2 separate regions of the Homo sapiens genome follow, and region 1 is linked to region 2. A link is an interaction called in ENCODE POLR2A ChIA-PET data of the cell type or tissue named here. Cell type or tissue: PC-9. All regions are shown on one strand. Each heading gives the region's core, and the rest is flanking DNA. Links, peaks and the distances in the headings are about the cores only.

Evidence for each region. Peaks named below come from ENCODE experiments on the same cell type or tissue, not always from the same donor. Only the 100,000 strongest peaks of a DNase experiment are listed, where the experiment ranks them.
Region 1: POLR2A ChIA-PET joins it to region 2 with 6 read pairs; 2 of 35 experiments call an interaction of 5 or more read pairs at or near these places.

Annotation. Positions count from the first base shown.
Region 1 is chr19:53,367,738-53,370,644 of GRCh38, forward strand. All of the region lies in intron 1 of ZNF525 (zinc finger protein 525), which reads left to right. Among named protein-coding and RNA genes, the nearest start is that of ZNF525, 3.5 kb to the left of the region's middle. RefSeq lists enhancers at 1,567-2,068, 2,069-2,568. In PC-9, for the core only: no CTCF peak of the experiment used is centred there; no DNase peak of the experiment used is centred there.
Region 2 is chr19:52,919,614-52,922,520 of GRCh38, forward strand. All of the region lies in intron 1 of ZNF888 (zinc finger protein 888), which reads right to left. Among named protein-coding and RNA genes, the nearest start is that of ZNF888-AS1, 2.3 kb to the right of the region's middle. RefSeq lists an enhancer at 2,743-2,907. In PC-9, for the core only: no CTCF peak of the experiment used is centred there; no DNase peak of the experiment used is centred there; H3K4me3 peaks cover 183 bases.

The DNA.
Region 1 (2,907 bases), core at 277-2,776, 450 kb after region 2:
CAATTAGTTAGATTAAACTTTCTACATACTCCTCCTTCCTAGGCTAGGAGGTAGTCTAAAGCTAATCTATTTTGGTAGATGGCATTTCTCATTTTCATGGCTTACTGGGCCAGTTTCATTAGTGATGATTTCAAGTACTGCTTGCAAATTTATGATGTGGTTAAGCGTGTAAATCGGGGTGCGATACCTTTATGACTTATCTCGTGCCCAGGTAGCTGGCCTAGAGTACAGAATTAGTCTTTCAGGGGGCCAGTCTGTATCTTTCTAATCTTCTATTTTTATGTCTTTTCTTATGTCTATATCTCTTTTGTTTTTTTTCTTTAATTTTGTTGTAGACAGGATACCTTAAAATTTCTCCTTGTTGCAATGGGAGTTAGAAGAAAGATGGTCTGATTGTTTCAAGTACACAAGCCCTTGTCCATTTGGCTGGCAACTGTCAGTAGGCCTGTGGCACACAGTTCTAATAGAGACCAGAGGGTGCTTGCCAGGTATTTGGAGCTTCAAGCTGATACTATGTGTGGTTTAGAGAAGAGAAACGGGAGAATGAGTTTGGATGAGGTGATCTGGAGTCATCTTTGCCTTGCCACAAAGTTTTCTTTAGTGTTTTATTATAATATTGCTGTCTTAAACAAGTTAATTCTTCTAGTGACTCTGTAAAAGCTTTTCCTTAGTGAGCAACACAGTATCTCCTGATAATAGAAGTTTTTAAGAGCTAGGGGCTTGAAACTGTGGGCATTGCTTTGGGGGAAGAGTCAGTTAGAGTTAAATTATCTTGTGGCATTAACGCTTTTGCTTCTTAAGGCCAGTGGTCTCCTATGTTAGTCCTTCTACAAACATAACATGAGGAAATGCTTAGGCTGCTAGCAATGTTTTCAGCTAGCCAAGCAAACAGGCTTTTAGCTAAAGGAGGAGGCTCTGGTAACTTCTGGTCTACCTGCTTGTAGAATAATTTAAAGATTTGGAATTGTTGCTGGGCCAGAAGGGTCGGGGTTCCTTTTTTGATAACATATAGGTAGGTTGCTGGGTAGGTGTGTGTGGAGACATGAATGGGGTAACCTGCGGTCCACACGGGTAAGTCTGGCTTTAGAATGGTGAAATTTACGGGATGACAGATTTTTGTTTCACAATCTGGTTTTACCGGCATTTTGGTAAGCATGATTGTCCTTTGTTGTGTGCTGGGGTGCCACGATATGCAATACTGAGAATCTTTTTCTGGGGTCTCAGAAGGACAAGGTGGCATGCATACGTATCTGTAGTCATTTCTATAGTATCTTTTTATAGGTAGGTTACCATAGACAGATGAGTCTAGGTCTGCTGATGACAAGCATCAAAATACAGAGAAATAGGCCCTCGGTAAAAGGGAAGGACCTTGGTTTGGTTTAAAAGGGAACTTTTTTTTGACCTTGCATGAATTTTAAACTATTCACCAGGTGAAAACTTGGAGTTATAAGATACATAAGGTTGGTTATTTTCTTGGTCACAAATTGAGTAGATTGTCTATGTACAAGTTCTTTTTTTTTTTGAGCTGGAGTTTTGCTCTTGTTGCCCAGGCTGGAGTGCAATGGCACAATCTTGGCCCACTGCAACCTCCACCTCCCAGGTTCAAGTGATCCTCCTGCCTCAGCCTCTCAGGCACCCACCACCATGCCCAGCTAATTTTTTGTATTTTTAGTAGAGACGGGTTTCACCATGTTGGCCAGGTTGGTCTCAAACTCCTGAACTCAGGTGATCCACCTGCCTTAACCTCCTAAAGTACTGGGATTACAAGCATGATCCATTGTTCCCGGCCACCCATGTATTCTTGATGGAAACAATTTGCTTATGTCTTAGTTCTACAGCTGACCTTCTTTTCACTGTTTTTAAGGTCAATAGCTGTGGGTTCGCACTTCTGCATTTTATAAATGTTACTGTGATTTTCTTGTAAGGAAGAATTAAACGTCGGGAACCAAAGGCAACAGAACCTTGCAAAAGAAGTTTCTTTTTTTTTTTTTTTTTTTTTTTTTTTTTGAGACGGAGTCTCGCTGTCACCCAGGCTGGAGTGCAGTGGCGCGATCTGGGCTCACTGCAAGCTCCACCTCCCGGGTTCACGCCATTCTCCTGCCTCAGCCTCCCCAGTAGCTGGGACTACAGGCGCCCGCCACCACGCCCAGCTAATTTTTTGTATTTTTAGTAGAGGTGGGGTTTCACCGTGTTAGCCAGGATGGTCTCGATCTCCTGACCTCGTGATCCGCCCGCCTCGGCCTCCCAAAGTGCTGGGATTACAGGCGTGAGCCACCGCGCCCGGCCAAGAAGTTTCTTTAGCCCAGATATGTGAAAGATACCTCTCTAATTTTCAAGGATAGGGGTGATAAAGACCAACACTTCCATTAGCTCTTCCAGGCCCCCATGTAATAATTCAGGTAGCTGGGTGCGGTGGCCCACGCCTGTAATCCTAGCACTTTGGGAGGCTGAGGCGGGCAGATCAGGAGGTCAGGAGATCGAGATTATCCTGGCTAACTTGGTGAAACCCCTTCTCTACTAAAAATACAAAAAATTAGCCAGATGTTGGGTGGATGCCTGTAGTCCCAGCTACTCGAAAGGCTGAGGCAGGAGAATGGTGTGAACGTGGGAAGCGGAGTTTGCACCGAGATCCTGCCACTGCTCTCCAGCCTGGGAGACAGAGCGAGACTCCATGTCAAAAAAAAAAAAAAAAAAGAACAGGCACACCTTCTCACTCATCTCAGACCTTCTCAGGGTAACTTGGTGAAAATTTCCCTGCTCTGAGCCCAGTGAGCCTCCCTGCAACTTGGAGATGAGGGGCTAGACCAGAAAAGCTCAACCCGAGTGACCCTGGCCCCTTAAATGGTTGGCAAAATAGAATGCATGTCTGGGTGTGGCTTTTCTTCTGGGAGAGGGGAGTGCCCAGTT
Region 2 (2,907 bases), core at 125-2,624:
TGCCCAGTCTGGAAAGTGAGGAGCGTCTCTGCCCGGCCGCCATCCCATCTAGGAAGCGAGGAGCGCCTCTTCCCCGCCGCCATCCCATCTAGGAAGTGAGGAGTGTCTCTGCCCGGCCACCCATCGTCTGAGATGTGGGGAGCACCTCTGCCCCGCCGCCCTGTCTGGGATGTGAGGAGCGCCTCTGCTGGGCCGCAACCCTGTCTGGGAGGTGAGGAGCGTCTCTGCCCGGCCGCCCCGTCTGAGAAGTGAGGAAACCCTCTGCCTGGCAACCGCCCCGTCTGAGAAGTGAGGAGCCCCTCCGTCCGGCAGCCACCCCGTCTGGGAAGTGAGGAGCCCCTCTGCCCGGCCAGCCGCCCCGTCCGGGAGGTGAGGGGCGCCTCTGCCCGGCCGCCCCTACTGGGAAGTGAGGACCCCTCTGCCCGGCCAGCCGCCCCGTCCGGGAGGGAGGTTGGGGGGTCAGCCCCCCGCCCGGCCAGCCGCCCTATCCAGGAGGTGAGGGGCGCCTCTGCCCGGCCGCCCCTACTGGGAAGTGAGGAGCCCCTCTGCCCGGCCACGACCCCGTCTGGGACGTGTGCCCAGCGGCTCATTGGGGATGGGCCATGATGACAATGGAGGTTTTGTGGAATAGAAAGGCGGGAAAGGTGGGGAAAAAATTGAGAGGCCGGGTGGTTGCCGGGTCTGTGTGGATGGAAGTAGACATGGGAGACTTTTCATTTTGTTCTGTACTAAGAAAAATTCTTCTGCCTTGGGATCCTGTTGATCTGTGACCTTATCCCCAACCCTGTGCTCTCTGAAACATGTGCTGTGTCCACTCAGGGTTAAATGGATTAAGGGCGGTGCAAGATGTGCTTTGTTAAACAGATGCTTGAAGGCAAAAAAAAAAAAAAAAAAAAAAAAAAAGAAAAAAAAAGAAAAGGAAAAAAAAAAAAAAAAGGAATTATTTGTCACTTACTGTCTCTCTAAGGGCAGCCATTGTAAGACCTCAAAGAAACTTTAGCCTCCACAATCTTTTCTCTTAACCTGAACATTTCCTTTCTATGGATCCCAGGTTTTTAGACAAACTCAACCAATTGTCAACCAGAAAATGTTTAAATTTACCTATAGCCTGGAGGCCTGCCCACCACCCCTTTGAGTTGTCTCGCCCTTCTGGACCAAACAATGTCTTTCTTTAATGTATTTGATTGATGTCTCCTGTCTCCCTAAAATGTATAAAACCAAGCTGCGCCCCGACCACCTTGGGCATGTGTTCCTGGGACCCCCTGAGGCTGTGTCACAGGTCAGGGTCACTCATGTTTGGCTCAGAATAAATCTCTTCAAATATTAAAAAAAAAAAAAAAAAAAAAAAAAAAAAATCTTCATTTCTGATGTGGTTGATGCAGAGATAATAAACCTGAGTAACGTGATAGAGACTGATGGGCAGAGGGAACTTCAGATGGCAGTGGGAGGACATGGGAGATATCTCTGAGCCTAGATCTGAAGGAGGAGAAAGGGACAGGGCTGTCACCATTTAGGGACATAGGATAAGAGCAGGACAATGACCTGAGACAGGAAGTATTTTGATATCTGGGAAAAGAGAAAAGCAAATGTGACTGGGGCAGAGGGATTCATGAGATGGGGGCAAGCTCCCAGGAGGAGGCTGGACACTGGCAGGGGCCCTGGACACAGGGCTGTGGAGCCACAGTGAGGAGATGGGCTTTTGTCCTGGGGAACACAGGAAGCCAGTGGAGGGTTCCCTGCCAGGGAATGACATGACTTACTTTAGATTTAGCTGTGATGTCCTCACAGTGAAAACATTTTCACCGAGTTACCCTGAGAAGGTCTGAGATGAGTAAGAAGATGTGCCTGAATTCTTACATGGGGGCCTGGAAGGGCTAATGGGAAGGGTTGGTCTTTATCACCCCATCCTTGAAAATTAGAGAAGCATCTTTCACATACCTGGGCTAAAGAAACTTCTTTTGCAAGGTTCTGATGCCATTAATTCCTAACATTTAATTTTTCCTTACAAGAAAATTACAGTAACATTTACAAAATGCAAAAGTGTAAACACACAGCTATTGACCTTGAAAATAGGGAGGCCGAGGTAGGTGGATCACCTGAGTTCAGCAATTGTAGACCAGCCTGACCTACATGGAGGAACCCCGTTTCTACTGAAAATACAAAAATTATCCAGGCATGGTGGCGAATGGCTGTAATCCCAGCTACTCAGCAAGGCTGAGGCAGGAGAATCACTTGAACCAGGGAGGTGGCGATTGCAGTGAGCCAAGATCGTGCCATTGCACTTCAGCCTGGGCAACAAGAGCAAAACTGCATCTCATAAAAGAAAAGAAAGAAAGAAAGAAAGAAAAGAAAACAGGGAAAGAGAGTCAGCTGTTGAACTAAGACAGAAGTAACTTTTTTCATTCAAGAATACATAGGTGGCCAGGTGTGATGGCTCACACCTGTATTCCCAGCACTTTGGGAGGTCGAGGCAGGTGGATCACCTGAAGTCAGGAGTTTGAGACCAGCCTGGCCAACATGGTGAAATCCTGTCTCTACTAAAAATACAAAAATTAGCTGGACTCCATCCACAGCTTATTTAACCTCTTGTTGCTCCTTTTCCCCAATCTTTAGATTGTTCTCAATGTCCATAGATTTCCACCTCTTCTCCCATCTCTCCTGAGCTCTCCCTGTTAAATTCTCTCTTCCCCGTTATACCCCCCTGGCCCCACTCTCTGGCACCCCAGATTTCCCAGGTGTCCTCCCTGCTGTGGTTCTCCCTCTGTTCTCCTTGCCACCAGCACCACTCTGCTCTGTCTGCCCTGGCTCCAAATCCCTCCTCCTCTCCCTCATTCTCATGAGCCTTTCTGTTTGCTGCCCCTCTCCCTACCTTGCTGTCTGTCCTTCATCTCTCTGTACATCCAGCTT